Regions from separate parts of the Homo sapiens genome. Here region 2 is linked to region 1. Evidence: chromatin loops called from intact Hi-C (ENCODE). Cell type or tissue: dorsolateral prefrontal cortex. All regions are shown on one strand. Links, peaks and the distances in the headings refer to the core of each region. The heading gives the core; the rest is flanking DNA. Region 1 overlaps KIF1A (kinesin family member 1A). Region 2 overlaps KIF1A (kinesin family member 1A).

Region 1 (4,373 bases), core at 145-4,144:
GTCCCCTCCCAGGTTCTCACACCCAGGAGGAACACTGGCCATTCCTGGTCAGGGAGCCCCCGGAGACCACCACCATCACATCAGCAAACCTGAAGAACGAAGCCCTCATGGCACCGTCCTATGCTTGGAGATGAAGGCTGGAGATGAGGCTGTGTCTGCCCCGGATTGGTTTTCCTCAGCCAGCGTGGGCTGGGGGCCAGCGGCACAGCCTCCAGTATGCCCGCACCCTCCGTGCCAGCATGCACCCTGGGGACCTGCCACCAGGACCACGGAGAACAAAATGCCCCAGTTACGAGTTAAACTGTGTCCCCCTAATTTCATATTTTGAAGCCTTTACCCCCAGTATCTCAGAATGGGACCTCATTTGGAGATAAAGTTGCTGCAGATGTAATTAGTTAAGATGAGGTCCTACTCCATGAAGACGGGCCCTAATCTAGTGCTGCCATGTCCTTATAAAAGAGGAGATTTGGAGACAGGGAGGGTGCCATGAGAACATGAGGGCAGAGATCAGGGTGATGACAAGCTAGGAACACCAGAAGCAGCCGGCAAGCCCCAGAAGCTGGAGGGCCTGGACAGGTGCCCCTCATGGCTCAGGAGCAGCCACCTCTGCCACCACCTTGATCTCAGACTTCTGGCCTCCAGAATCACGAGACAGCACACTTCTGTTTGCGGTGCTTCCTTATGGCAGTTCAGGGCACTGAGACCCCCTCTGGCCAAGCGTCTTGCTGACAGCACAGGCATCACTGGCAGCCTTGTCGCCAGGGCAGATCCAGTTTCAGGTCCCACCTGCGCCCCCATCCCAGGCCTGAGGATTTCTGGGAAACACCCAGGCACCCCGGGCAGCCAGCAGGAGGGAGCTGGGGACTGACCATCACAGCCCTGTCCTCGGAGGTGAGAGGGGCCACGTCCGTGCTATGGCCAGGAGCAGAGGCAGAGAGAAGGCCAAGCTGTCCCGACTTCAGCGCCTGCCGGGACCCAACAGCACCCGTGGCGCCGCCTCCAGAACCCTAGCACGATCAACCAGCGCTGTGGAAACAATTGCAGCGCCTTCCCTAGCACAGCCCGGCTGGGCCTCCCAGCTCTGACACAGAGGCCTGGGGCCCCTTGCTCAAGCCAGCAACACCCACCGTGTCCACCTCATCCCCTCACTCCGCCGCACTCTGGCCCCATCCCCACACCCCTTCCTGCCCCATCCACCCCCTCGCCTCACCCGGCTGCACTCAGGTCGGGCTCCCCGCACAGGCCTGGCCCCATCCCCACACCCCTTCCTGCCCCATCCACCCCCTCGCCTCACCCCGCTGCACTCAGGTCGGGCTCCCCGCACAGGCCTGGCCCCCATCCCCACACCCCCACTAGCCCTTGCTCCCTGTCCCACCCTTGCCCAGCCCTAGGTGCCAACCTTGCTCAGATGAAGCCCTGATGCCACACCCCACATGGGCCATGAGCTCCATGAGGTGGGGGCCCTCTGGGACAGGGCACAGATGGTGCCCAAGGAATGCCAGGTAGGTGGGGGACAGAGGGCAGCACAGGTGAGTGGGCGGGAGTGGGGCTCAGTTGCAGCTGTAAATGGCCCTTGGGAGAATCCCTCAGGCCTGCTTGTCCTGGGCCCCCACCCCTCCCAGGCCTGTGTTGTGGCTGGGACCCCCATCCCACCCTGGCCCTGCCTACACCCCCATCCCAGGCCCTGCACTGGGGCTGGGACCCCCACCCTACCCTGCCGGCAACCCCACTCCCAGGCCATGTATTGTGTCTGGGAGCCCCACCCCACCCTGGCCCTGCCACCCCTCCCACACCCTGTGCTGTGGCTGGGAACCATCCTCTGTCACTACAGATGGGCCCCAAGCTCCAGAGAGGGGAGGTCCTCTCCCCCGGTCACACGACGCACAGCCAGACTAGAAGCCAGGGTCCCCGCAACACCTCCCAGCCCTGAGGTCCGCCAGGCCTGTGGAGACAGGCAGCCCCTCCTTCAGCAGCCTGCTTCTCACAGAGACCTCCCCGATTCTGCTGGAGAAAGGGCTTTTTTTGCCAGGGTCTGGAATTTTTTCCTTGTGCAGGTTTGAGGAGGGAGGAGGGAGAAACAGGTCCTCCCAGGGCCTGCTGGGCTGGGCTCCTCAGCCAGCCCCTTTAGGGCCCCCATCCCCTCCCACCCCAGGCTCTGGCCAGGCCCCCAGAGCTGGGCCCCTCCAAGGCCGGCGAGGTGCCCAGTATCAGGCAGCCTTCCCAGGACTCTGCATGGGCCTGCAAAGGACTGGACACCGAGACGACAGAGACAGCGGGGGGAGGGTTGGGGTGAGGAGTGGGGGGAGCTGGAAGAAGGGGGACGGGAAAGGAATGGAATACAGCCGTTTTCTCAGAGTCTCAGCTTTCCTGCGGCCTTGAGCACCAGGTGTGAGGGCCGAGCTGAGCTGGCTCTTCCCAACGGAGCCTGCTGTGGGCCGAGCGTGTCCCCAGATTCATATGCAATGCCCTGACCCCCAACCAGCTGGCATTTGGAAATGGGGCCTTGTGAAGTGATGAGGATGAGACGAAGCCACGAAGTCAGGGACCTCATGGTGGGATGAGTGGCTTTAAAGGAGGGGAAGGGACCCGAGCTCCCTGGGCCAGGCAAGGACACAGCAGGAAGGCAGCAGCTGCAGGCTGGGAAGACAGCCCTCCCACGATCTAGACCTGTGGGCATCTTGATTGGACTTCCGCCTCCAGACTGCGGAGAAGGGAACATATGCTGTTTAAGACGCCCACTCTGCAGCGCACCTGGACCTCCGAGTCTGGCCTCCAGAACAGGGGGGGGACATTTCTGTCATTTGAAGCCATTCAGCATGTAGCCCTCTGTAACAGCAGCCCCAGGGACCACACGGGTGCTACTGCTGCCCGTGCAGAGGGGCTTGCCCAGGTCCCCGACTGCTCGGGATTGGGGGAGCCCACAGCGGAGGCTGGGGGCCTGGGTCGCACCCACCCTGGGTCCAGATCCCCATCTGTGGGCAAGGGCAGAGATGAGAGGCCACCCAAACCCTGGGCCTCCTCTGCATGGCCAGAAGAGTGCAGATATGATTGGGGACCTCAGGGAGTACCCAGCACCACCCCTCACTACTGCACAGGTGGGGAAACTGAGGCCCAAAGGGATGCCCTCTAGCCAGTGTCACACAGCGAGTAAGTCATGAGCACAGCCAGGCCCCTCACTCCAGGAACTCACTTCAGGGGCCGCACATGGCTGAGGGTCCGCGTCCCCAGCCAGCCTCCAGCATCTGCAGAATGGCTGGGCAGGCTCAGGGCCCTCACGTCCTCCGGTCCTCAGGGCAGAGAATGTGAGGAGAGAGGAGGAGGACGGAAGCACTCACACTCAACTTCTGCCCCCAGGCCAACCTACACTAGCTCTGCCAGGTCGGACCGAAGTGCACCTAATGGACAGCTCAGCTGGCTCACAAAACTGCTAGGTCTGGTGTGTTCAAATGAAGAGGATTATTTATGCAGGTGATGATTACGGGATAACAGTTAAATTTACTTTCAAATGCTTCCAATTTCTGCGTCACAGCGGAGCTACAAGGCACGCTTTAGAGAGTGGGGCCTCTCCTCATGTTTTGAGACTCCAGGAACAGTCAGCAGCTTCACCGGACAGGCAGGGCAGGCTGGCCAGGTCACTTCCCCACGACATCCTCTGAGGGGCCCCGCACAGTCCCCGCCATCTTCCGAGGGGCCTGGCACACCAGCCAGGGCAGCCACTCCCAATTCTATTGATCTGAGCTGCAGCTGAGAAGTCACCAGGGACGGTGGCTCCTGTGAGTGCTCCTGGCAGGTGGACATCCACCCGCACCCTCTCATGCCCTGTCTGCAGTGTCCTCCTGGGGCTTGTCTGGGGGCAGGTCAGCCCTCTGGAACACCCTGGCCCCTCAACCTCCAGGAGAAAAGCCCATGACCCCCTTCCTCCGTCAGGCTTCCCTGCGCCAGGCCTAGGGGACATCCTTCTCTCCTGAGCTCCCTCAGCCCTTCACTCAGATTTCTGACATAGCTTCCAGCACTTTCTTCCAAAACCACCACTGGTTTGCTTTCTCCAAAATGAAAACAGCTTTCCTAGAGATTTTTCCTGATTATTCATTCTTCGGCCACTCTTTTCCCTCCCCCGCACCCTGCTGTCTCCCATGCACGTGCACATCCAGTGCACACAGGACCTGCAGTGAGTGCCCATCTGCCCTTTACCCACACACGGCCTCACTCTTGGGCTCCGTGCTGACCTTTGCCCCCTTCCCCACAACATCGTGTGGCACTTTCTCACAGCTGTAAACACAAACTTTCAGGAGCACTCAGGTCCGCTGCCGGGATAGACTTAACATCCCTTCAGCAGCTCCCAGCTGGCGGGCATTTGGGCGGTTGCCCCGGGC
Region 2 (4,373 bases), core at 147-4,146, 55 kb before region 1:
GCAGGCAGCGCCCGTGCTGGGGGCTCCAGGCCTTCTCCACACCTCACCAGGGAGCATTCTCATGGCGGCAGGAGAAGCAAGGCACGGGGAAGCCCCAAGCCCCGGCCCGTCCCACCTGGTCTGCCTCACCTCTCCCTCTCCCAGACGTGCTCCCCCCTCATGGCACCACCTCCACATAGAACACCCCCCGGATTCTCCACCCTCCTATGGACATGAGTGCAGGGCAAGTTCCCTCTGGAAGGCCACAGGCAGGGCTGGGACCAGAGCTGCATCCACCCTGCCCAGGTCTGTGCCCAACCCCCACCCCCCACTGTTCAGCGCTGTGCCCACCCTGACTATCCAGCTGCCCCCTGCCCTGGCTGCCCCTGCAGTGCCCTCCTTACTGCAGTGCTAAGCCCCGATAGCCCACTTTCTGGGTGTTGCTGATGAAACCAAAGCTTTGTGTGGACCCAAGTCAGAAGAATAGGAGACGACGCCCGCCAGGACCCTCCTTCCTTATGACCCTGACCCTCCTTGCAGGGAGGCCCTCAAAGACGTTTTCCTACAAACACAGCCATGGAGACACCTGCGGCTTCAGCTCTGAGGGTCCACTCTGGGCTTGTGCATCATGAGCCAGGTCGAGCCCCCAGGGAGCAGCCAGGACTGGACACTGGAGCCCCCGCCTCACTTTCCCCAAGCCCCTGGAAGGCAGCGTCTGGGACGCAGTGGAGCCCGCGGGACGTCCCCACCCACCAGGGCTGCCCCTGGCAGTGCTGAGCCACCTGCCCAGGCCAACCGCAGGGGCTGCCTCCCTCTCCCATCCCCTAACCCCAGCAGACCCCGATAGGGCTGCCACAGACATCCCAGAGCGCCAAAACCCCAGCCTAAATGCGGTCGGGCTGGGACCGCCCAGACTGTGGGGTCTTGGCCGTGCAAGGAGTGTAGGAAGGAGCAGCCTGGTGATGAGGGGCCTGTGCCAAGCAGTGCCTATGGGCGCCCACCCCAGCTGCTCCACCTCTAGCCCCAGGATGCCTGCCAGAGGCCACTGACTCATCCACAGCAGCATGGTCCTTGGACATACAGCCACTTGTCCCCACACCACGCAACCACAAAACTCCCGAGGACAGAACTCAGCTCATCTTCCAACCCCTGCGCTGGCCCCTCTGCTTGGTGATAAACAAATGGGCATGGGGATGCCTGAACCAGCAACGAGGTGCACAAACGAGGAGCCGGGGGTGCAGAGGCCACCAGCCCCTCACCGCACAGCTCCTGCAGGTGCCAGGAGGGAGGGCCGGGAGAGCGTTGAGCGGGTCACCTTGTGTGGCTGAACCCTGTGCCGGGTTGGCTGAGGGCCTGGCAGGCTGGGAACATGCCCTGGGCCCTGTCTCCAGGGAGTCTCCGACTCACCGGTCATCTTGGGCTGGGTGGATGTATCCGGAAGAGAGGATGTTGAGAGACAAGATGTTGGGGTCGATCAGGGACTCGTCGGTCTCTGGAGTGTTTCGGATGCGGCCTGCAGAAAAGGCAACGGGCCACAGGTCACTTCCCAGGGGGCAGGTGGGACCCTGGGGGGCTGCCTCAGGTGGGGGTCCTGTCAGCAAGCCAGCTCCCCACATGGTCACTAGAGCGTCTGTCAAAGGCGGTGCCAGGGGGAACAGGGAGGCCCTACAGGGTCCTCAGCAACCCAGGTGCCATGTGTAGTTGCTGCTCCACGGTCTTTCTTGTCTGTCTCTCGGCCACAGTGAACACCCCCGTATACACACACTGACAAATGCAGGTGCTTAGCCTGGAAACCACCGGCCTTCCTGACTGCTGGAAAAGGAAGGCTAAGCAAGACACAGAGGAGGAATGTTCCTGCTTCTTCTTACACCAAAAAGTCATGATAATAACAAGGAAAGGGAGGGAGGGAGGGAGGGAGGAAGGGAGGGAGGGAAAGAAGAGCAGAGGAGGGGAGGGATGGGAAGGGATAGGAGAGAACACTTTCTGTGCCATAAAACCTCTTCTTACAAGGGGCATTTCCAGGAGAGCCCGCTAAGTTGCATGCACTGGGGGTGTCTGTCTGTCTCTGTGAAAGAAACCAGAGCCGTTATCAGGCAGGAAAACTGTCTAGTGGCTTCACCTAGTAATTTCTTGGCCAGACAGTGACAGTTCTGCTCATTCAAAGGAGTAAACAAACACATGTACATTTTCTTTGTTGCGCCAGGAAGGAACGGCAGCCTTCCCTCTCCGCCATGCATGGACAAGATAAAACCCAGGACACGCTAGGATTTTGTGTTGATGGGTGCACACTGGGCCTGCCCCATCCCATTGCTGGAACTCTGACCCATGACTTTGCAGCACTTAGGTCCTGGGAAGAGGCAGGTGGATCCCAGCAAAGTGCCCTTCCCCACGCCAGGGCCCTCTGGGTCCATGCTGGGCAGTGCCCATGGCAGGGAAGAGGCTCAGCTGCAGAGATCGCTGCCTGGGCAGAGCCACTCTCAGCCCTCGGGGAGGGGAGCGCAGCTGCTCTCAGCCCTCGGGGCCTGCACTTAAGCAGTGTTTAGCCTGCTCTGCGTCTGACCAAGTACCTGGCCCACAAAACTGACACCCATGAGCCCGCTGGTCTGGACAGAGTGCCAGGGGTTGGGCTGGGGTCCTGACCCTCTGTTGTCTGCACTTTGACTCCCTCCCCTGCCTCAAAGGGTGCACCCACCCACTGCTCATGGACACCCGGGGTCTCTCCTCGACTTTCATCCCTTTCGCTGACCCTGTGCCCAGTCCTGTCCAACTCACAGGGCTGGAAAGTCCCATGGCCCTCTTGGGAGGGATGCTGAGCTTGGAGAAGGCTGTGAACAGTGAGATTGGGTCCCAGGTGAGGAGCAGGAGAGAGGCTAGGTGCTCCCCAGAAAGTGACTTGGCTGCTCTGTGCCCTGAGTCCAATCACAGGGCTGCTCAGTCACGAAGCCCAGAGAGGCTGAGCCCAAACCCCTTAGCCTGAAGGGGAGCATTGGGGTTCATACCATATCTCCCCAGATCCCTTTAAATAGCATCCCTGATCACCCAACCCCACATAAACAGACACTCCTGTTGGCCTTTTTAGAAAGAAGGTGGGGAGAAGGTGGATCTGAGCAGGCGGGGCCTGAGTGGTGACAGACCCAGGCCCGAAGGATGCGTCCTTTCAACCATGCAGATCCAGCTTCCCCTCTTCCTTCTCTCCTGTCTGCCTTGAGGGAAGTGAGACCAGGGCTCAGAATGTGAGGGCAGTGCTGCCCCAGGGATCGTTCCTCAACTACCGTGTGGCCGGGTCCATAAACCAGCTGTGTATTTGCTTACGTTCTGCCTATAAATCAATTCACTCTTCTTAGGCTTGCCCTAAACAACCTCTGAAAGGAGGGTTTGGGTGCTTGTTCCATGACTTTCTGATTCATGTGAAATTAGACACAAAACTTGTAAAACATAAGCATGTATCCTGGTGTACCTGGAACCTCCTGTCTACAGTCCTGCACTGGGACACAAGGTGACGGGTCCAGCCTCAGGGAAGTGACCTTGAGCAGCCACCCAGCCCGGCCATGGCAATGTCTGGGGCAAGGCAGGGCTGGGCTGGCCTCATGCTAGTGACACACTTGAATGGATGACTGTCTGCCTCCTTGAATGAAAACTGAGAAGACAAATTCTTTCCGCTTTAGCAAAGGAAACATTTGGCGGACCCGAATTCGAAACATGAGGTCATGGAAGAAAAGAGTGTAAGATCCTTGGTGATGGTTATGGGAGGAATTGTGTCCCCGAAAAATATACGTGGAAGTCCTAACCTCCAGGACCTTCAAAGGGGACCTTATTTGGAAGTAGGGCTTTGCAGAGGTGATCAAACTGAGTAAAGATGCAGTCAACCCTGGAGCAGGATGGGCCTCTAATCCAACCTGCCTGGTGTCCTTAGGAGAAAGGGCCACAGGAAGACACAGGACAGGAGAAGCCTGCGAAAATGCAGTGATGCGTCTGCAGGCCAGGGTCGCCCAAGATGCTGGCCACCACCAGGAGCTGGAAGAGGCAGGGAGGGATTTTCCCCAACAGGTTTCAGAGAGAGAGAGCGCGCCTCTTGCCGGCACCTTGATTTTGGACCTCTGGCCTCCAGAAGTGTGAGATGATAAATGTCTGCTGTTTTAAGCTACCTGGTTTGTGGTATTTTGTCATGGCAGCCCCAGAACTCCAATACACTGATTAAACAGAAATTTGCAGATCGTCACCCAGGTCCAAGGCTCTCCTTTTCAGGTGAGGAAGTGAGTCACAGAGAGATTATGTGACCCGGCCAGGGTCACGCAGCAACAGACGCAGAGGTGTGGTTAGAACCCGGGTATCCAGCTCAGGGCCTGTACTCTTCCCACCAGCTCAGCCCCACCCACCAAGGCAGCCCCCACACC

What was found. Peaks named below come from ENCODE experiments on the same cell type or tissue, not always from the same donor. Only the 100,000 strongest peaks of a DNase experiment are listed, where the experiment ranks them.
Region 2: it touches region 1 in a loop (2.0-fold over the local background); 1 of 110 quality-filtered maps calls a loop at or near these places.

What each region holds. Positions count from the first base shown.
Region 1 is chr2:240,790,246-240,794,618 of GRCh38, forward strand. The region is part of intron 2 of KIF1A (kinesin family member 1A); the gene reads right to left. Among named protein-coding and RNA genes, the nearest start is that of KIF1A, 28 kb to the right of the region's middle. In dorsolateral prefrontal cortex, for the core only: no CTCF peak of the experiment used is centred there; a DNase peak (open chromatin) is centred at 2,211; H3K27ac peaks cover 2,568 bases.
Region 2 is chr2:240,735,677-240,740,049 of GRCh38, forward strand. It overlaps KIF1A (kinesin family member 1A), which reads right to left. Exons shown (of 49, transcript NM_001244008.2): 38 at 1,387-1,492. Among named protein-coding and RNA genes, the nearest start is that of AQP12A, 46 kb to the left of the region's middle. RefSeq lists an enhancer at 3,817-4,373. In dorsolateral prefrontal cortex, for the core only: no CTCF peak of the experiment used is centred there; no DNase peak of the experiment used is centred there; H3K27ac peaks cover 1,379 bases.